Regions from separate parts of the Mus musculus genome. Here region 1 is linked to region 2. A link is a loop called in an ENCODE intact Hi-C map of the cell type or tissue named here. Cell type or tissue: left cerebral cortex. All regions are shown on one strand. Each heading gives the region's core, and the rest is flanking DNA. Links, peaks and the distances in the headings are about the cores only.

Region 1 (11,167 bases), core at 1,306-9,305, 150 kb before region 2:
AATTTGAAGTTGTTCTGTGGATTCCTATTTCCTTTTGTACAAAAATTTAAAAATCAATGATACAGTGGGATTTCTGAAAGGTGATTGCTTTGGATGCTAGTATTGGGCTAATAAGGAAACCTTGTGCTGTCTCTGCATGCTTTGATTCTCTGTACCATTGCTGTGGGCAGACTGCATAATTTCTTGTAATATGTCAGTTGCAAAGTCCATGACTCCTTTTGCTACAGAATTAACCCTAAAAGATCTTAATTGCATAATTGGTTGAAAACAAAAGATGTGTAGGTATTTGAAATTCTGGTGAATGGATGATCAATATTGATTCTTTTCTTGGTGATAACCAGATTATTCATTCTATCTCTGGGAAACATTTAAATCTCTAATATTACTAGCAGTTATGTTTACCATGTGTCCCATATAAGTTCATTCCTCATATAAACATCAAATTGTCTATTACATTTTTTAAAATTAGAAATTCTGGTAACAGATGAATTATTTTTCATTTTAGTTTGACACTACAGTCTAGTGTCATTCAAAGTGATTTTTAAAAATTATATCTTTTGACTATCTAATTTATTCTTCATTTGCTAATTTCCTCTGATTTATGGATACAGGTACTATTTATGTAATACCTAATTGATTCTATACAAAATTATTTAAAATGGAATGGTTATACAGAGGTTGCATTTATTAGATAATCTTACCAGAAACAGCATGTACTCTTTTGACTACATGGCTCAGCAAACTATAATGTCAGCCAAAGTGATTTAAAAGCTTTACTTAGGATTAATCAATCATTTGCTTAAGTTTATTATCTCATTTATTTGCCAATTTGCATATGATTTTGGAATTCAGAACTATTAAGCAAACAGTAATGTACCCAGAAATGGATTATAGAATAAATTGAATTAAAACAGTGTCCTAGTTTGTTGCTATAATAAACACTATGATCAAAAGCTACTTAGGGGAAAAAGGTTTCATTTGGTTTACACTTCCAGTGTCAAAAATTCATCATCAAGTTAAGTTAAGACAGGCCTGAATCAGAAACCTGGAAGGAAATCCATAGAGAACAGTGCTCAGTACCTAGCTCTCCACTGGCTCAAGCTCAGGCTCAGGCTCAGGCTCAGGCTCAGGCTCAGGCTCAGGCTCAGGCTCAGGCTCAGGCTCAGGCTTTGTAGGTCAGACCCACCGGCTTAGTGTTAACACTGCTTCCAATGTATTGGGTTCTGTTCTAGCTGTAGCAATCAACAATGGTCCACAGATATGCCCGCAGGCCAGTCTGATTGAGACAGTTCTTCTGTTGAGTTTCTATCATTTAGGTTATGTCAGGTTGACAATAAAACAGGAAAAACATTGTAATCAAGACATCCCTAGCCAGAAGTATGAGGTAGCTGACTTTCTGAGTCTCTCTCTCTTCTCCTCTCTCCTTGAACCTCTGGCACTACTCTTCAACCTTTCCATTTTAATTTTTTATACAGGGTTTCACTCGGTAGCACAGGTTACTTTTGATTCCACAGTGTAGCCCCAGCTGGCCTTGGACATTTGATCAGATTTCAGCCTCCTACATGCTGGACCACAGGTGTATTCCATTGCGTCTAGTGACTCCCAACTTATTTAATACTTTAAAAAATACTTTTGAAGGTTCCACATCTGAGTGAGACCTTCCATTGTTGCCCTTCTGTGAATGGCTTTCTCAGTAGACTGGGACACTTGGAGGTCAGTGACCATGCTATTTTCAGCTCACCACTGTATCCCCAAAGCTAGACATCATGTGCGTTTTCATAAATACTCACTGAAACATAGTAGTAAAGTGTGTTGAAAGAGTAGATTCCACTTGGTTAGACATCAAATTCTTTTTCAGGCTTGCTTTTCTTGTGAACATTCAGGACCCTAGCTTGTATTAAAGTTAATAGTTTATAGATAGAATATAACCTTTAGTAGAAAAATCTGTTTTTACTTTTAAGTAAATTACTTAAATGTATCCAGAGTTCAAAGTTGGTATTTAATTTCTAGATTTACTCTCATACTTTTATGTTTGAACTTACATCGTCTGACAGTTTCCATTTCACAGTTAGATATTATTTTTCAAGGAAAGTCATTTTTCTTTGCCTTTTCTTCATTGGAGTTTGGTATTTTTGAAAGCATATATTTAGAACATTGACTTGTATAATTTCTTAAGAGAGAAAGTGGCATTGATCTGTTTCTTCCCTTTTGAAAATAATACTCTGTTGGTGGCTTGGACAGGTTTATGGAGAATTAAGTGGGCTTATATCTGTAGATGGACTCCTGCAGATAAAGCCACAGCCATCTTCAGCCAGGCTGCTTTTGTGTTGATGTACTGTTTTCCCCATGGGCCGATAGATGCTGTTTCTTATAAGATAAAGCCATGGCAGGGAAGGAAATTTGTTCTGTTTTGCTGCTATTTTAAGCAGTACAGAAGTGTTTGGTAGACCTAGACACTTTTCATCACAACCTCAAGTGACTGCCATTTCTCTGATATAATTTTTTGCAAAACAGTTTCAATTTCTAAGCATGCTTTCCATGTAAAATGAAACTGTTCTCTGAGGATCCTACACTATTAATATATAGTTTTAAATCTCAATCACTGGACTGTTTTCCTCCTCCCATTTAAATAATGAAAATTTAATAAAACTAATTTATTTCCTCTGTCTTCATTACTAATTTGGTTCATAGAAAAAATTCTTAACATCCTATTGTTTGTGTTTTAGAATCTTAAACTACTTTTCATTGTTTTTCTCCTGACATTGCTTATTGTTACCCCCATTTGCTGTTTTCCTTTACCCTAGAAACTAGGTTCCTTATGAGTTACATGAGATCCCCGATGCTCTCTGCCCTCCCTGCCCAATTCCAAGCCAGGGTAGGATGATTTTAGTGTATGTATAGATACATTGGCTGAGCAGTCCTGCCTACTAAGACTTATTACCCAAATTCTGAAGGGAAAAATATCTCTGGTTAGGAAGTGGTCCTTGTAGCAATTTTCATCCTTTATTCACTTTGTCCTCCTGATGAGAAGAGTGAATCTCTCAGAAGCTTCTAACTGCCATGAAATATATACCCAGCAGCCTAGTTTTAAAGGCTTTGTTGAATGTTTGTCATAGTCCACGGAGTCTATATGTCCTGTGAGGGTTTGACGGAGACTGCCTCCCTCTGAGAGATGTGGTTCCTGATATCACGTTGTTCTTTCATTGAGTTCCCCAAGTTTATGGGATTGAAGAAGTAAGTCAGAGAGTAATGCTTTGCTTAGTTATGGTGCTGAGTACAGTGCCAGGAATTTACAACAGTGAACTTTTGTTCCTTTTGTTGCAGGTCATCCTTGGGATTGTTGATGTTCATTATTTCAAAACTAGGATATGTACAGCCTCTATTACAGGAGTCAATTATAAATCCTTGGTTCTTTATTCTGTTTTATTTTCTATAATGAATTATAGTGTGAAATATATTTTTAAATACAGAAACAAAAATATGAAATAATATAGTTATACATAAGTTTCCTCCCCATTTTCTCCTCTTTATTTCCCACACTCCACAGTACTATTTTCTAGCTCTGTGTATGGAAAGGATACATAATTCACACTTATATACATTCCTTCTTCATATGATTTTTCTATCTATAGGGGCTAAACTGCCCCATTCTTTTATCACCTCTTTAAAAACATATTCTGTTGGTAGACATACCAATTCCTAATCTTGTGACAACAAATAATAATAATGGCAATAGCCCTGACCACATACCATTTTACAGACATTCTGAGCTTGTTAGAGCAAATTCTTAGAAGTAGGGTTGCTGGATCAAAGACTAAGACTTTTCACTCTAAGTTTTAAGTTAGACCATTGATTGGTGTCTTCCTTTCTCTACACATATTTCCAGAGGTTGAGTCTCAAAAGTAGGACAGGTAGGTTTTGTCAAGGATAGGGATAAGAGTGTGACAATTGTTGAAACCTATGAGGGACTCAGAATGTCAGCATTCTATGAGGGCACTGGCCTGCTTGCTCTTGCCAAAGGAGAATACCACAGCCAGTAAAATAAAGAAATAGTCTGACTCATGTTTTTGGAAGCTGGGAAGACTGACTAAGTTTTGAGAGCCACGTGAATTGAGGACATCTTGTGTTATGATGTGGCAAAAGGTTATCCACATCTCCAGAAAGCAAGATCACATGAGTGAAGATACCCAAACTTGCCCTTTTACCAAGATCCTACTCCTATGCTACTGGCATTGAATCATTTGTGAGTGATCTAACCAACTCTTAAAAGTCCCACTTTTGAATTCCATTGTTGTGCCATGACATCTCAACATGAAATTTTGGTGGCATATACAGTATCGCATACCTTCTTGGAGAACTGAAATCCTTAAGAGCACTGGTGGACTACTAATCAAAAGCAATAACTAGGACCAAAAGTCTGCATAGTACTCTCATCTCAGAAGCAGAGGTTACAGTCGGATTTAACTCAGGACACTAGTGACTGGATTAAATGGTAGATATCTCTGGTGAGGCTAACCAACAGCCTGGTCTTCAGCAAATTAACAAGTACAGTGTCTCCTTTTTTATAACCACAAGACAGTGACCATATAATTGCCCACTAATCTTCCTCCCACCTGGTTGTCATGCCATGAGAGAGATTCCTTAATCTTTAAAAACACTGAACTTGCAATTGAGTTGCATTGTTTACCTGAAAACAGACCACTTCGAAGTGAAACAGAGCTGTCTCCACTTATTAAACTTGTGATGACTTCCAACTCTCTTCATCTCTGTAGAATAAACATATGCTAAAAAACAAAGGGCAGAAGATATAGGAACCTTTACATTGTATATTCGCTATGTATTCCTTCATGCTTAAATTGTACCCTTCTTCTTCAGCCTAACAGAATAGACAAGTATGTATCTCTCTGGTTACATCTACACAAGTGGGACCATTCCCGAAATCATTCATGGGGTACAAATCAGACTCCAGTTTCCATGCTTTAGTAGAGTTGTTTGAGTGTGATTACTTATATCTTTCCTTACTAAATATTACATTATATTCACCATAAATACACACATGTGGTTTCTTTTTCTTATTAGGTTATGGATAGGTAGCATCAAGTGTTTTCTGTGCCCATGAATTGTATTTTGTAATGATAATCTCATTGTTTTTGTGAAAATTTACACCAGAAGTTTAAGAGCTTCCACGTGGGCCTACACATGGTAGCTTAGACTTTTCTTCCCAGCAGGCATAATTTTATGAGTTGGAGGCCAGTCTGCTATTCATAACAAGTTCCAGGCCAGCCATGGCTACATAGTGAGACCCTGTCTCAAAAAGTCAAAACACACACCAAAAAAGAAAGAAAAAAAAGAAAAAAGAAAAGAAAAGAAAAGCCAGGCGTAGTGGAGCACGTCTTTAATCCCAGCACTTGGGAGACAGAGGCAGGCAGATTTCTGAGTTCAAGGCCAGCCTGGTCTACAAAGTGAGTTCCAGGACAGCCAGGGCTACACAGAGAAACCCTGTCTCAAAAAACAAAAACAAAAACAAAAACAAAAAACAAAACAAAATGTCAAAACAACAACAATAACAGAACTGCCTTGTGGAAATTGAAGTGTTAATTCATATTCTTTGTATATTTTAGTTAAAACTTTTTATGTGTGACATGATTTCATATAGCTAAGCTTGCTACAATATGAAATCATTTTTTTAGAAATAAAAATAAAGCACAAAAACTCAACCTAGCATGTCTCCAGTTTAGAAGATATCCTTCATTTCTCTTCCCATTGCTGTGATTAAATTGCTCTGACCAAAAATTTAAAAAAAAAAAAAAAAAAAAAAAAGCAACCAAAACAATGAAGGTTGAATACTGTTACTGAGGCTGGCCCTGAACCCTGATCCCTCTCCCTGCACTTGCAAAGTGCTACAATGTCTGAATTTGGAATTCATATTCTTTTTGTTTTCTTTTTTTTTTAAGTAGGACTTTTTAATATTGATGTGTGTGTGTGTGTGTGTGTGTGTGTGTGTGTGTTTGGATGTGTGTGTGTTTTGTTTATCTTTGTGTGTCATCTGTGTCTCTCTCTATGTCTGCCTGTGTCTGCCTGTGTCATCAGTGCTGTCTATGTGTGTCCATGTCTGTAGAGTTCGTGTCTGTGTCTGTGATACATGAAAAGGAGTGAAGTGCCTGTTCAGACCAGAAGAGGTTGTTAGGCTCCTCTTAGCTGGAGCTATAAACAGTTGCAAGCCATCCAGTGTAGGTGTGGGGCACTGAGCTAGGGGCCTCTGCAAGAATAGTAAGTGCTTGTAACTGCTGAGTCATCTTTCCAGCACCTGGAATCCATATTCTTAACAAGAAAATTACTGCATCTCATTGCCTTGCATTTTTGCTTTTAATCCTTCTTAAGCCCCGTGAGTCTTTATAAATCTCTCTCTTCTCTGCTCTCTTCTCCTTTTCCCCATTAGGTTTTCTGGTGTTGCTGTGTTGTATGAGTTCTATTTGCTGCCTTTTATATCCCCAGCTCTTCCTGGCGCTGACTCCTGTTCTCTGTTCCTGTTCCTTATGCTTCTCTCTCCCTCCCACTCCTTGCCCTTTTGTCATTGGCAGCTACTTACCAAGTTTCTTGCTCTTTCTTTTCTCTCTGTTAGTCCAACAAAGACTGCTTAGAAAGAGCAGCAGCCTTGTCATTTGAACAAAAGATTCTGACAACCCTTTGTAGGTTAGCTATTGCTTTGCTTAGCTAAAATATGATTAGCCTCTTCATCTCTTGTTGAATATCTATATAAATGTCAGTGAGTTACATGCTGCAGTATCAGTGTCTATGACAGTGACTGCTTTTAAATTATTTTTTCCATACTGATTTCTGTCACAGAGGTCTTAATTATACAGAGATTACTGTAACATCATCCGGTTTAGTATTTATCCATTAATTTTCCATACAGTAATTTGGGAAGTAGTAATGATTGTTTAACTGAGGAGTGTGTGAATGCATATTTACACCTGACTGTTGAGACATGCATGTGTGTTTTAAACTTCAGTTTTGTGGTAATTATGTATATACTACTCTGTATATTAAAATAAAATTTTGTTAATAGAAAATGTCTTACAATCTTCTTTGTAATGATTCTCATTATTACTGGGTAGGCAGCACAAGGTCTAATCACTAAGATTCATTGAATGCACATGGGGATAGGATACTGGAAGGTTCATATTTTAGCCCAAATGAAAGTTAATTATTTATTTGGTATGTTGCTGTAATTAAGTGAGGCCTCAGATGCCTCTTCTATTTCTTATTTTTTTCTAAATTTTCACCAAGAGAGAACACCTTTAAAATGTTGTTTTATACAGCAGGCTTTCATTATAGCCCAGATATATATTTAGTAGATTTATTATGTCCTTCTGTTTCATAGTCTTACACCTTTTTCTAAACCAATGCAGTTATACTATTTACTTTTCTACTGCACAACAGAGTTACTGTCTGACTTATTAATACTGTTTTTCATTCTGCCATGTTTGCTTTGGAGGAATCTTGATTATTTTGTAACTAAAGATACCAAAGCCTGAGAAAAGTGGTTAAGATCTGATGACATTTGATGAATTGGTATGTCGCTTGCAATTGTTATTCTGCACAGCTCTCAATTTGAGAGTGACATTTTCCCCTGGGAGTGCTGGAAAAATTGTTGCAGCATCATTCCTCAGAAAAAATTATTAACTGTAATAAGTCCAAAGGACATATTTAGACAAGGGTGATAGGATGGCAATAATTGGCCTTTCTGGACAATTACTACACATTTTTATTTGTTAATTAATTTTCTACTCACCCTGGAAATAATTATATAAACAAATCCTGTGGCCCTGAACTGTAGCTCTCATGTGAAAATGACTTTATTCCTATATAATATTAAGTCTTGTTTAGTTGTATTCATTTTGCTTGGAATGAAAACAGAGCACATTTTTACTTTGCATTTAATTAAATTGGAGTACTGTATTATTATACCACATTTCAAATGTCCAGAGCATTATGTAAATAGGGATGGACACAGAATTCAGGGCAAGGTAGTTAGGGCATCTTTAGCTGAAAGACCTCTAGTAAAAATAGCTGTTCTCTGCTGTGTGGAGCTAAGGTAATTAAGGCTTAAAGAAGAATGATGACAACCTTTTGCTCAGATACCCTTTGTTTATTTTAAGCTTAATGTCTTAAGTTCAAAATAGTGAATCCTAGTCTAGAATTCTCTGTGTAACCAGAGCTGGTTTAGGGAGAACTGTGAGTGAGATAAAATTGTAGTTCCTCCTCTTCCTTGCTGAAGGAAGGCAATACATGTCATCTAGTAACATGACTGCTTATAAATTAAAAACATTGATCTTGCCTCTCCTTTGGTTTGCTTCAGATTTGTGCATTCTCTTCTTTCCTTTTTTCCAGGCAGTATACAAGAATGAATTTTGGTAACTTAAATTCAGATTGCTGATTTTAAAAAATTCTGCAATTCACACTGACAAATCACTACCCTCCCCCTTTCTTTCTTTTTTTAAAAAGATGGTGCCATAGGTATCCTTCATTAGTTCGCCCTCCCTCCCTCCCTCCCTCCTCCTCTCCTTCCTCCCTTCCTCCTTTCTTTCCTTCTTCCCATTCCTTGAAAATGTTGAATTCTACCACTGTACTATGCAATAACTCTTAAATGTATATTTCTGTTCTTTACATTTCCTAGACCCTTAAACTGCATTTCTAGCTATGATCTGGATTTTTATACTTGGCCTATAGTTGCATCTTAAACAGAATGACTTCAAAGACAAAACACACTCTCTAGTATCTCTAACCTTCCTACCTCTATTATCTACAGCCTTTGCTGTTTCCATTCATAGCAGGCTGCATAAAGTGGCATAGTTTGGAGACTTGGTTCATTTTGCTAATAGAGCCTAGTGTCTTTGCTTCATCATCTATGAATCAGACAAACAGCCACCTCAAGTCCCAGTGTTTGATTCAGTTGTTTGGTGAGTGAGGAGATATACCATGATCTCAATGGTAGTATTCATTAAGTACAAGGTCTCTCTGTGACTGTAGCCATGGTTTTGGTTCCGTATAACAAAGAAGTTTAATGAGAGCTATGTATTCGTTATGTACCTTTTCATAGCTAATAAGCAGCTGTTTTAATCTAAAATCTTAGTTTAGTTCACTAATTAATGGACTGTCAAGGTTCTATACTGACATCTGTTTTCATCTGTTACCAAAACTTTAAGCAAGAAAGAAAGGGAGTTGTGATGAAAACTTCATATCAAAACTCAATTTTTTTCCAATAGATGTGTTTAATAAAGAATCAAGACCCAAGATGCAGGATTTCAGTCTCCTCTCCTGGTAAAGAATTTATTATATAGATATGTAGATTACTGCTAAATAGCAACCAACCATATGGCTTCAGGGATAAAGGACAGCTTTTCAGGCAGAGTCAACTAACAAATATTTTTATAAGATAGCTAAGGATATACATTAAACAACATTAAATAGTTTCCCCACTAACAAAACACTTAGGTAGTGGTGTATATTTTCACTGAACATTAGCTGCTGGTATATATGTAGTTTTCTTGATTACTCTTGGAAGGCCCACATAAAATACTAGAGTTACACTTAAGTAAGTTTGCACTAAAAAGCATGCTTTTAGTACACTGGAACTAACACAAACTAAGGTATAATTTACACCTAGGAGAAATCAAAATGTCATGCTTGTTATCCATAGCTACTAGAATAATTGTATGTACATTGAGCATGCTTCTTCCATTTTATTAAATTTCCTGACTCTCTATCAAATCCTTTGGTTTATTTCTTTCCTGATTCGCTTTTCGATAGTAATGACTTCATACAACTTATCATATTGTGAATGTTTTACATGTTTTTTAATGAAAAAAATAAACTAGTCTAATTAGTTGTGTAAAACAAAATCTGTTCATTATTTCTCACAGTATAAACATGCTCATAAGGAGACACAAAACAAAGCAATTCTGTTCTCGTGTTTTGTTCGTAGTGAAGACTAATAGCTGACATACCCCAGGACAGTGGTAGAAGGGATGACAGCAGCGGATGGCTTCTCCTCAGGACGCTGCCTTCCACTGAACTTCTTTTCAGTGCAAATTTTTTAACCACCACTTCATATTAAGTTCTAAATTGTTTGGTGGCAAATGTTTCGTGCACTTTGTAGAATAGAGACGTTCAGAGAATACGTACATAAATAAAGTTTGTGCTTAGCATAACACTAGAAATTACTTCATTCTCTGACACATTATAACCTTAGAAGTACTGAAAACAAGTGGAATTCAGAATCTCTCAAAGCACTAAGATGCTTTGGTTTTAAATTTCAAAATGGGTAAGAAACCAAGAGTTTAGAATGGCTTAGGTAGGAAAACCATCTTTAGATATTTAGGTTTGTGTGACTTAAAGGGCCATGTTGACAGGAGTGTCATCTCTACTATTTGGATCCCTAAAGTCTAAAGACATTGTTTTTAACTATGTTGTTTGTGCTTAAAGAAGCACAAACATTTAAACAAAAGTGCATGTATAAAACAGAGTGTGCCATGGCCTTAGGACACTGACAACTTACTTCCCTTGGGGAACTCCTCTCGGCACTAACATGCTACAGGATCACAGGTACACAGTAAGTGAAACCTCCATGCAAGTTCCTGTTTTGCAACATTGAATTTATTTCCATTGAGTTATTTATGCAAAACTCAGTTGTTAATATCCATTGAGCATTTGCATTGATTTTTAATTGTTAAGTGCATTTAAAATGGTACTTTTATAGCATTTCTGTTATAATTTTTCAGTAAAAATTTAAGTACCTGTATTTTGTTTGAAATTTGGTACATGCTATTTTGTAGTTTATTTGCTAGGTAAAGAAAACTTTGAGCATAGGAGGTGTTTGTTACCAATTTTGCTGTCTTTGTAGGAAATCTTTGTGTTATGATAGTGTTGACATTATGCTTTGACTAATGCAGCAAATAGTTTAAAACTTCTCATTAATTAATAAGGTCTCTGGTTTGATGTGGAATGAATACTAATGGTATCTTGAAAATACCATTATCAGATACCATTGGTATCTGATAAAATTTTTTATCTTATAAAATACATTTATCTTAAAGAACAATAATAAACGTAATAGATTTTTGTTAGCTTTGTAACAAAAGACTTATTACATTTGAAGAATCAT
Region 2 (11,167 bases), core at 1,269-9,268:
TGTGCAGCGATGAATGTATTTATTTCTCAGACTTAGGGCAAGCTAGCGGAGCAGGCCCAGCTCTGCCAATGCCCATTCCCTCCAGACTGAGCTTAAGGGCTCTTCCAAGATTGTAAAAAGGAAAAGATGAACATGTCAGATTCTCAGACTTGCAGCATAGCCATACACCTCAACTGTGACTCCTGACCTCATGTGGCCCAGGAAGTGTGTTTTCTGTACATCAACACTGAGAGAAGTCAGGTCCCCACCTGCTGCCCACACTGTCAGTATCTACTGGACCTCAGGTCTTTGTGCAGGAGTGCAATCTGCTGGGCTGTCTGTCAGCAGGCAGACTGCTGCCTTCCTGAGTAGGGGAAACCCTGGGCAGCCGGGAGGGAAGGCCTCAGGGAGCAAGTGCTATGAATGAAGGCAGAAGCCAGAGCAAGACCTGTAAAGAATGGACAGGCTTTCAAAGCCCTACTGTGCTCTACTAAAGGGGCCAAGGTCTTCCTTTCCCCAGTCACGATGGGGCCAATGATACTGAAACTGAAATGGGTGCCAGGAATGAGGGATAGAGAGGGACCTGACCTCAGTCTGACATTCCAGCCCAGGAAAGGGTGGGAGCTTTGGATCCGTGCTGCCCAGGGCCCCTTCCTAGGAAACCTGCAGCTTCAGTCACCTTACTTTAGCTTTCTACCAGGGACCCCTCCCCTACCTCACCTTGCTATTTATTGCTGTAATTTATTGACCTGCATATAAATGCTGCATAACACTTGGGTCAGAGAGAGTTCCCAGGGTCCTCCCCTCCACTTGGTGGAGCCCCATGGGGCCAGGTGCTGAGAGGAACCCCCTGTACCCACCCGTCAGTTGTTTCTTCCAGGAGCCCCAGGTTGGGTTCTTTCTATCCCATTTGCAAATACCTCAGGAGGGATGGGGTATATCTGTTTCATTTAATTGGAACTGGAAGAGGGAACAGGAAGTCCTTTATGTCCTTCCCTGAGCAGGGGTGGGATGCTGGAATCGCACTCTGGTACCGGTAACCCTTACTGCCACTCATCACATTGATTTGAGTTTACTTCCCTAAAGAGTTTGGATGGATGCATTCAGGTCAGAGCTGCAGCTCTGCAGCCCTCTGATGTTAGAGTGATTTATCCACAACTAATCTCTCCATTCAAAAGCGTGCAGTCTTAATGTGCAGTGTTGAGAAACTGTTATTTTATGATCTTTTCATTAAAAGCTTGACTAAAAAATAAAAAATTGTCATTTCTGCTTTTTATATAAGTAAGTTTTGTTTCATTAAAACCTCAGATTGAAGTATATTTTACTAGTTTGAAAAGCATGAGGAGTGTGGTTTCCCAGGAATCAAGGGAAATGTACTTCCTTTGAAATTTGGTGTTAACATGATGAGCAAAGACTGATATGTCAATGGAATTTTCAAGGGAATAATACTAACAGCTCATTTTCTCTGAAAGTCACTGATTTGGGATTTTGTCACACTGCCCCCACTGTGTCCTCTTTCATCTTACTGTTAGTCAATTTTTAATCATGTTCAAGCCTAATGTGTTAATTTCCAAGTTCCATCTATAGTACTAGAAAAATGTCTACACATTTCAGTCTCCCATTTTTATTTGTATTTTATTAAGTTTAACTTGTGTTAGTGTGTTTCCTGCAGACTTATGTAATTATGTAGAGACAGGGTCTTGTTATGTCGCCGTGGCTGGCCCGAAACTTGAGGTGCAGATCATGCTGCCTGCCTCTGCTTCTGGAATGCTATGGATTAAAGTTGTGTCCACCATGGCAGGTCCAGTCCTGTTGGTTTTAGAGTAGCCAGCTCATAGCTTCCTGTTAGAGTAGCAGACTACCTCGTTACCAGAATGTATATATGTGTACACACAGACAGATCACGGAACAGACACGATTGTGAAATTTAATAGAACTTACATGTCCTCAACAACTTTCTAAATGATCGTTACACACTTTCTTACTGCTGGCAAATCATCTAAAGCAATAGTTCTCAGCTTTCCTAACACTGCAACCCTTTAGTACAATTCCTCATGGTGTGGTGACTCCCAACCATAACATTATTTTAATTGCTATTTTATAACTGGAATTATGCCACTGTTAATTTCTATTTTTTATTTTATGTGTATGAGTGTTTTACCTTCATGTATGCCTACATGTGTGCCTGGTGCCTTTGGCGGCCAAAAAGTGTGTCAGATTCCCTGAAACTGGAGTGATAGATGTTTGTGAGCCACTATGTGCATTCTGGGAATTAAACCTCAGTCCTCTGGAAGAGCAGCCAGTGCTTTTAACTCCACAGCCATCTCTCCAGCCCTACATATATTCATTTTTAAATTCATAAATTTAATGTTACCTTGATATTGTAAATACTTTGAGATCATTGCATAATAAAAATAATATACTGTTTGTTTGCTGTGGGAAGCATCAACTTTGTTCCGTTCGTGAATTTTTATGATGTGAATGTGCATGAAAGGAATATTCATTAGGGAACTGAAGAGGTTACATTTTGGTAATATTTATGATCAGAATTTACATGTTCCAGAGATTATTTAACATTAGTCATTTTTCAGTTTCTGAAATAATATCCATCCTCCTGTGTACAAATGGATGAATTTTGGGTTTATCTTTAGATATTAGGTTAGCTGTAAATATTTGGTGCATATCAGAAATGCCTTACAAGCCCAGGCCCTGCCTAGATCAGCTGAAGTAGAATCTAGAGCATTACTAAGACTTTTTTGGGTCATTCTGACAAATAGGTGACTTGCTACTTCTGGTTAATGCTCAATTCTCATCTTGAATTTATGGCATCATTGCCTGGGAAGTTCTTAAAAATGCAAGTAACTATATGGCTCCTGAGAAATATTTTGTTGTTATTGTGGTTGTTCTCTGGTCAAGCATCGGCCTCTGTGTGGTATAAAATTTCCCCAAGTGATTTTAATAAATAGCTATGGCTGAACACCACTGACTTAACGCATAGAGAGCTGAGCCAGAGCCAGAAAACTGGACAGTACAGTCCTAAATTCTACGAACTTAGTAAACCACCTGGCATATTTGAAATTTTCTTTTTTCTTTTTTTTTTCTTTTCTTTTTTCAAAATAGAGCAATTAATGATAGCCTAACAGACAAAAAGTTAGTTTAATATCTTAATTTTTCTAAATCCTAAATTTTGTGATCAATGTGTTTGGGAATACAGCCTTGCATGTATTCAGACAACAACATTCAGGTTTTCTGCCTCACTTGTTATGTTAAAGAGAGGGCAGGGCCTCATGTGTCTGTGCTTGAAGGGAGCCTGCAAGCTTCCAGGAGACTCTTCTGTCTCCACCTCCCACCTCACGTTCTGAAAGAGTACCATGAATGAATACGATGGCACTACCTCCCCACCTTTACATTGGTTTCTAGAATAAAGTCAGCTCCTTGGGCATACACAGCAAGTGCCAAGCCATCTCACGAGGCCCACTGGTAAAAGTGAATGAAGCAATATTTTTATAGTTCCTTACAATAAAGATTTTAGGTTCCCATAGCACAAGTAATTTAGGTCCCTTAACTGAGCTCAAATTATATCACGTGTCTTAGAGGGTTTGTTTTGTTTTGTTTTGTTTTGTTTTGTTTTGTGTTTTGTTTTGTTTTCTTTTGTTTTGTTTGTAGACCAGGCTGCTAGTGGCTGTAGGTGGCAGGAAATCAACAGAGGGTAGAAGTAAAAGTTGAATTGTTCTAAGATGGCAATTAGGAAAGGGAAGGAGGGGAGGGGAGGGGAAGGGAGGGGAGGGGAGGGGAGGGGAGGAGAAGAAAGGAAAAGGAAGAATGAGGGTTGAGAATGTAAGTTGGTAGTAGAGTTGTTGCTTAGCATATGCAAAGTCCTAGGTGAGAGAGAGAGAGAGAGAGAGAGAGAGAGAGAGAGAGAGACAGAGAGAGAGACAGAGAGAGAGACAGAGAGACAAACAGAGAGAGACAGACAGAGAGACAGAGAGGGACAGGTCATCTACTTAGAATCACCTTTCTCAGACTGAACATCTCTATTCCAGGTAGCATCCTGACAACTGGTGTGTGTGTACCCTTAAAGACACAGACAGGTTCCGTCCTCCATAGTTTATAGGGATCTACTTACTGATAGGTAAATGAGTGGCCCACCAATGAAGTCCACTGTGCAGCAGGGAATGGTGCTAATCCCAATTTATCCTGCATCTCTCTTTCTTCTTTAAAAAAAAGTTGTTTTAAATGTTTTATATGCAATATATTGAACACTTTGTTCACTATTCATTTGGGGCGAAATAATAAAAGAATTATAGTAAATGTGAATATGTTATGAAACTAGGGGAAAGGGAGAATAAAATAACCTGCTGTTTGTATATTTTACATCTTATTAGTCATCATTAATAACACAGGGAAGATGTGGCATGAGGGTTTTTAAATAACTCTTCTGAGGGTCTATGAAATCTGTTACAGGAAACAAGTACTTGACTTTCAGTGCTCCAATACTGACCTCTAGTGGTTGCCCATGAAAAATCCCCAGAACCAAATCACCTCTTTTTGCTTATTATCTATCAAATTCCAATTAATCTATCCTAAAAGATTGGGCCTTTAAAGTGTTTAAAGAGAGGAAGAGTAATGCAGTGAATGTTTGGCTAATGTGATGCAGTATTCTTGCTGAAGGACTTATGTTTAAAAGCAACCTCTTTAGTTTTTTTTTTTTTTTTTTTTTTTTTTTTCTCTTCATTTTCTTGAGGACGTGGAGGGCATTACTACACAGACTATAGAAGAGAGAAATTTATCAAAGAAAGGCAGACTAGATTCTGTTCTCTTGTGGCTCCTGTGTATTGTACAAGTCACACCAGAACCGAATGGATTGAAACCATGATTTAATGGAGGGACACTGGTGTCACATCACCTTCTGGTGGTGTGTACTGAAAAGAGCCCATTATCACTGCTGTGGTATTGGCAAAAACACAACCTAAATTTAATTATACAGAAATCAAATTAAGGAACATTAAAAAAAACTGGCAGGTATTCTTCAGAAACGCCATAGTCATGGACATGAGGGTGAAATCTGTTCTAGGTAAAAGACTAGATGGTTGGGAAATTGAATTTCCAAGTGTGGGCTAGGATTATATCCTACGTGAGAAAAGGTGACATTTGTGGAGATTTTGACCAAGGTTTTATTCTTTGTGGTTTTGGTCATTATGTGTCATCTAGTTATGTAGCATACTGACATTGGTGAAATTTTGTAAAAGGTATGCAGAAATTCTTGGAACTGTGGTTTTTTTCAGACATTTTCCTAGTTAAGTTATTTCAATGAATGTTTTAAAAATTAAAATCACTTATTAATTTTGTTCATGGTCTCATGAGTTAAAGATTGGGGAAAGCTCAGCTATATGACCAATTTTTGGTTCACGTGGCATGAATTAGAACATATAATTCACTTCTTTTATATATCAGCATCTTGGCAATCCTTGGTCTATCAGTGACATTGTCTGGTCCACCATGCCCTCTCATTGTTCATCTTAGAACATGAAGGTCTAAGTATTCTTGTCCTTCCTATGCCATAGCAAGAGTGACTAGTCAGAGAGAGCAGAGAATCAGTCCCTGAATCCAGGGTTCAGAAGCAGGCCTTGCATCCCTCCCACCGTATTCGCTCATCAAAGCAGTGACATAGTTCCCCAATTCAGAGAGTCCAGAGGCCCTACCTCTCAGTGGGAGAAGTGTCAGGGACTTGTAGCCATCCCTCACCACCACAGGTACCTACCGGAAGTTTTACTGAATAAGCTTACAATGAAGTGAATGAGAATCCCGAGGATCTGTGTCACGCTGACAGTCCTAATTCTGAACCTGGCGTTAAGAGCTAGCAACAGTGTGGTGCCTCTGAGGCTCAGTTTTTCTGGCTCAGAAATGGTAACAATTACAAATATTGCACAGATTTATAGAGGAGGACTCATGGAGAAAAAAAGCCATAAAGTGCTGAAGATGGTAGGTTAATGAATGTCCTAATAATACTAGCAATTATCAGATGTGCTTGTCACTTGATTTGATTTTAGTATGCTGTTTTCTTTGGTCAGTATATCTTCCATTCCTCCTGCTGCCCGTGGCATCCTTTTATCTTGGTCCCTTCAGATTTGTTGACCTTGCACTCCATTGGTAACTTTCCTTTCCCACATGCTGACCCAGGTGTTGATGTGCATGTGGCCCTTTCTTGACATGACCTTGTCTCCCCAGTGCTGTCAGCACGGCTTTTGATAGCGTCTCTCATAAGCTGCCAGCTTTCTCTGAACCCACGGTTGTCTGCTCATCACAGCCAAATGTTCAGTCTTTCTTTCAGTGAGTGCTCAACTGCCAGCCTTTATTTATGTAGGATTGTGAGGGCTTAGTAGTTAGTCTACCCAGGAGCACTGTCATCTGCACATTAGAGCTCAATTTGGGGCAATTAGTTGTAGGTGTTCTTTAAGGCAAACATGTTGCCAGACTGTGACTGGATTATGAAACTGCAGTGTCCAGATCAATTAAAGAACCATTTCTTCATGAACACAAGGCTGATTTCAATCTGCCATCACTAGAGGAAAGTGATAACCCATTCTTTCTGCAACAGACTGGATTGTTATTGTCTCATATCCTGACAGCAGTCAGCCACTTTTTTGTGAGTGTTTTCAATATTGAAACAAATGATAGAGTTTTGTTTGGGTGCAATGCACCTATTTTTACTTTCTGCTCTGTGGTTTTACTTGTATTTAAATGGAGGACTTCCTTTAATCCTTTGAATTTGGAGGATACATTAAATAATACTGAGATAAGGGTAAATTTCCTTATTGTCCTCTAAGCTTTTTACTGCTGTAATATGTGCCTGAGATAATCTACAAAGAGAAAAGGGTTCTTTTAGCTCACAGTTTATAAATTTCACTGTGTGGTTAGATGACCTCATTTCCTTAGACCTATGGTTAGTAGCACGTCATGACAGCAGTTCAGAACAAAACCTCTTTTTTTTATTAGATATTTTCTTTATTTACATTTCAAATGTTATCCACTTTCCTAGTTTCCCCTCTGAAAATCCCCTCTCCCCTCTCCCCCCTCCCCCTGCTCACCAACCCACCCATTCCCGCTTCCTGGCCCTGGCATTCCCCTATACTGAGGCATAGAACCTTCACAGGACCAAGGGTCTCTCCTCTCATTGATGACTGACTAGGCCATCCTCTGCTACACATGCAGCTAGAGCCATGAGTCCCTCCGTGTGTTTTCTTTGGTTGGTGGTTTAGTCCCAGGGAGCTATGGAGGTTCTGGTTAGTTCATATTGTTAGAACAAAACCTCTTAACCTCATAACCAGAAAGTATAAGGGGGGAGGAAGTCAGAGTTCCACAATCCTGTTTAAGGGACCCAGAGACCTCTACTCAGCACCACCATACAGGACTCTGTCTCTCTCTGTGTCTGTGTCTGTCTCTCTGTCTCTGTCTGTCTGTCTCTGTCTCTCTGTCTCTCTGTCTCTGTCTCTCTGTCTCTCTCTCTCTCTGTCTCTCTCTGTCTCTCTGTCTCTCTCTCTCTCTCTCTCTCTCTCTCTCTCTCACACACACACACACACACACACACACCAGTAAAACATAGGGTGCTACTTTGAGATCTATGCTGTAAATAATCATTTGTTACTGAGTCGCCTTCTCTGACTTAGTGCTTTATAAGATGACATTTATAACTGTGCTGCTTAAATTACCATCCGTGATCTGTAGCTTGTACTGGGCAGCCCTAGAAAATCCACATGGATTTCTGTAAAGCTGTTTTTTGAATTTTGAAGTAAGGCTTCATTGTGTAACCCAGGGTGGCTTGGACCTTCCATCCTCCTGCCTCATCCTCTGATTTCTGGTAGATGTACTACTATTCCTAGCTCATCCTGGAAATCATAATTTCTTTTTGTGAAAGCTTAGGGTTGATGTGTGAGGAATAAAGATATGTTTTTAAGCCAGGCAGTATTGGTGCATGCCTTTAATCCAAGCACTTGGGAGACAGAGGCAGGTGCATCCCTGAGTTCAAGGCCAGCCTGGCCTACAGAGTGAGTTCCAGGACAGCCAGGGCTACACAGAGAAACTGTGTCTTGAAAAACCAAAACCAAAACCCAAGCCAAACCAAACCAACAAACAAAAAACAACCCAGCCAACCACCCAAACAAACAAAATAAGATATGATTTTAATGTAATTAACCCAGATCTTGGCACATTTAAATACTAATTCATGTATGTATATATATATATATATATATATATATATGCATATATATGTATATATATATATATATATATGCTCTTTTGTTTGTTTTGTTTTGTTTTAAGGCAGTCTCACATATCTCTGGGTTGGCCTTGAACTCACAGATACTAATAGATATCCTTTAGCTGGAACTAAAGGTATATGCCAGTACACCTGGCTTATATACTCTTAGTTATTATTTATTAATTATTTTGCTCTTAGACGTATACATAGTAGGTAGACTTAATATTGAAAGTAGCAAATAGCCATAACAACATTGTTATTTGCTTTTGTTCAATAATGCCTTTTTCTTGTTTATTGAATAGCACATAAAACACAACGTAAGAAATAAATGATGAATCTTTTGTCTCAATATTTCTTACCAGAGTTTTACAAGGGAAGAAATTACTTTGCTGACCCCTTCTGACCTAGAATAGTGCTCAAAACTTCAAACAGATGTTACCCACGTGTATCCACCTGCTGCTTTTAACAGTTACAGTGGACATTCGTTTTTGCTCTCAAGCCACCGCTTCCAGTGAGTGGTTACAATAATGCTCACGGCCATCCTTCATTCTGAGTCAGGGGAACGGAGAGTCACAGAGGAGAGGAGGCAGAGTTCAGTTCAGTTTGGAAAACTTGATTACAGATTGTATCCTTAGCATAGTAAGATTAGTCCCATTATAAAGGCAGGTAAAGTGGAAGCAGGTTGAGCCCAAAGCTGTAAATGCCATCAAAGCATGGTATTATCTTGGTTGTAAGATTGGGCAAAAGTTGAGTTTCTGAAGGTAGGAGGTATTTTCAGAAAGTTAACACCTATTAATAAATTGCTAGAAATAACCTCTGCCTGAACAGTGGAAGCATTTTGGAAATAACTTTCCCCTCCCACCCCTCACTATGCACCCCAGGTTTTTTGTTTTTTGTTTTTGGTTTGGTTTGGTTTGGTTTGGTTTGGTTTTTTTTTTTTTTTTTTTTTTAGCTATTCTGGCTATTTGGAGACTTTATTTTTATTTATATTTTAAAAGGGTTTTTTAAAGTTTTTAAAATAATAAGTTTTTATTTATATTTCTCTGATCTTATATTTTCATAGCCTTGTTGCTTCAACATTGTTTTTAATACAATTCAAGAAAAGGTGTTTTTAGTCAGCTATTGGATGGATCACAGGGCCCCCAATGGAGGAGCTAGAGAAAGTATCCAAGGAGCTAAAGAGATCTGCAACCCTGTAGGTGCAACAACATTATGAACTAACCAGTACCCTGGAGCTCTTGACTCTAGCTGCATATGTATCAAAAGATGGCCTAGTCGGCCATCAGTGGAAAGAGAGGCCCATCGGTCTTGCAAACTTTATATGCCTCAGTACAGGGGAACGCCAGGGCCAAAAAGTGGGAGTGGGTGGGTAGGGGAGTGGGGGGGGGTAGGGTATGGGGGACTTTTGGGATAGCATTGGAAATGTAATTGAAGAAAATACGTAATTAAAAAAAAACTTAGTTGCATATAAAACCTTATTTAACAGAAAAAAAAAAAAAGAAAAGAAAAGGTGTTTTTTTACCACAGTATGAAGGCAATTCTATGAAGAAGTCTAGTTGAAATCATAGGGAAAAAAATCAACTACAAAAAATTAGGATGGCTATTATAACACTAAGAAAGCATGCACCTTGTGTATTCCTGCTCTTTGAAGAATGGTCGTAGATGATACCTCTGAGACTTAGGCTGGAGGTGATCTAATCCTGCTACTGTACAGGTACACGAGCTTGGGGTAGTCATGTTCATACTCTTGACACCTCCATAGTATCATGAGAATCAGGCAGGTTTCCTTATTGTGTTAAAAATAGAGGTAGGGGCTGTTTTACAGTGATGCTGTAACTAACAAGCATGGTGACTGAATATGCAGTGATGGTTTCCATGAAACCATGATAGGATTTGGGAAGGAGGAGTGGGGACTAACTTAAGGGAAGGTACCTAAGTGTTAACACGTTTGAGGGAACTAGAGAGACGTAAGAGAGACTTATTGGATAAACAAGAACAGATACATGTTGCATTTATTCTGATGGCAAGTTGATAAGCACTCAGTTGTGAGATTTCATTCTACCTAGCTGCTATCATGGGACACATGGCCTTAGATGGGTCTTTGTTTGTTTTTTAAATTCTGGCATAGAAACTTTGGCAGATAGTCAGTAGCTAGTTGAGTTGTTAAGATGACAAATACAGATTGGGAGAACAATTGTAATTTTAACCCACATTAAAAAAAAAAGTCTAAAGCAGTCTTTCCCTTTTTCTAGCTGGTAGGTTATAATCACAATCAGACTAGCATCATCTCTTGGGATGGTAATGTCCATTTATTTTGTCTCTGATCCTGGTTGTACTTATTTCTGATTTTGTAGTTAACCAAGCAAGTCAACCAAAATATTTGGTTTATAGTTTATATTCTAATCAGCCAAATATTTTGTATTTATCATTCATATTTCCGATCATTCTCTTGCAATTTTGATGCCTTGTTGTAAAGTGTTGCTTCACAAATCATTACAAGACACTGGGTACCTTTTCCTAAACATCACTTCTGATTTTTGAGAAAGAAATCAGAAACCTTTTATAGACTACACTTGATATAGTGCAATTCACATGTAGAAGACAGACAGATCCTGTGAAGAGGACATATTAGTTGAGCCTGAGCTTATCAGATATATCAACTGAAAAACCGTTCTCACATAGGAGAACTTGCATGGAGAGAAGCTAGCACAGTCTTTGGAGACATCATTTGTGATTCTGGTGTCTTGAGCACATAAGAGTCTATATCTCAAGATATCCACATTACCCAGAAACCCAGAGTAGGATTAGAATATTCAGCCAGTACTTTTAAACATCACCATCCCTTTTCCTTCTTGGACAAGGAACTTGATGTTTGCAGGCCTTACACATAGAGAAATAATCCACAAATGGATAGAGGATAAATACTTT

Evidence for each region. A loop is a pair of places that touch in the nucleus more often than their neighbours do. Peaks named below come from ENCODE experiments on the same cell type or tissue, not always from the same donor. Only the 100,000 strongest peaks of a DNase experiment are listed, where the experiment ranks them.
Region 1: it touches region 2 in a loop (2.2-fold over the local background); 5 of 42 quality-filtered maps call a loop at or near these places.

The regions. Positions count from the first base shown.
Region 1 is chr1:160,543,758-160,554,924 of GRCm38, reverse strand. All of the region lies in intron 13 of Rabgap1l (RAB GTPase activating protein 1-like), which reads left to right. Among named protein-coding and RNA genes, the nearest start is that of Gpr52, 30 kb to the left of the region's middle. In left cerebral cortex, for the core only: a CTCF peak has its summit at 6,201 (motif pointing right); DNase peaks (open chromatin) are centred at 6,299 and 6,513; H3K27ac peaks cover 842 bases.
Region 2 is chr1:160,392,955-160,404,121 of GRCm38, reverse strand. All of the region lies in intron 17 of Rabgap1l (RAB GTPase activating protein 1-like), which reads left to right. Among named protein-coding and RNA genes, the nearest start is that of Mir1927, 100 kb to the right of the region's middle. In left cerebral cortex, for the core only: a CTCF peak has its summit at 4,488 (motif pointing left); a DNase peak (open chromatin) is centred at 4,484.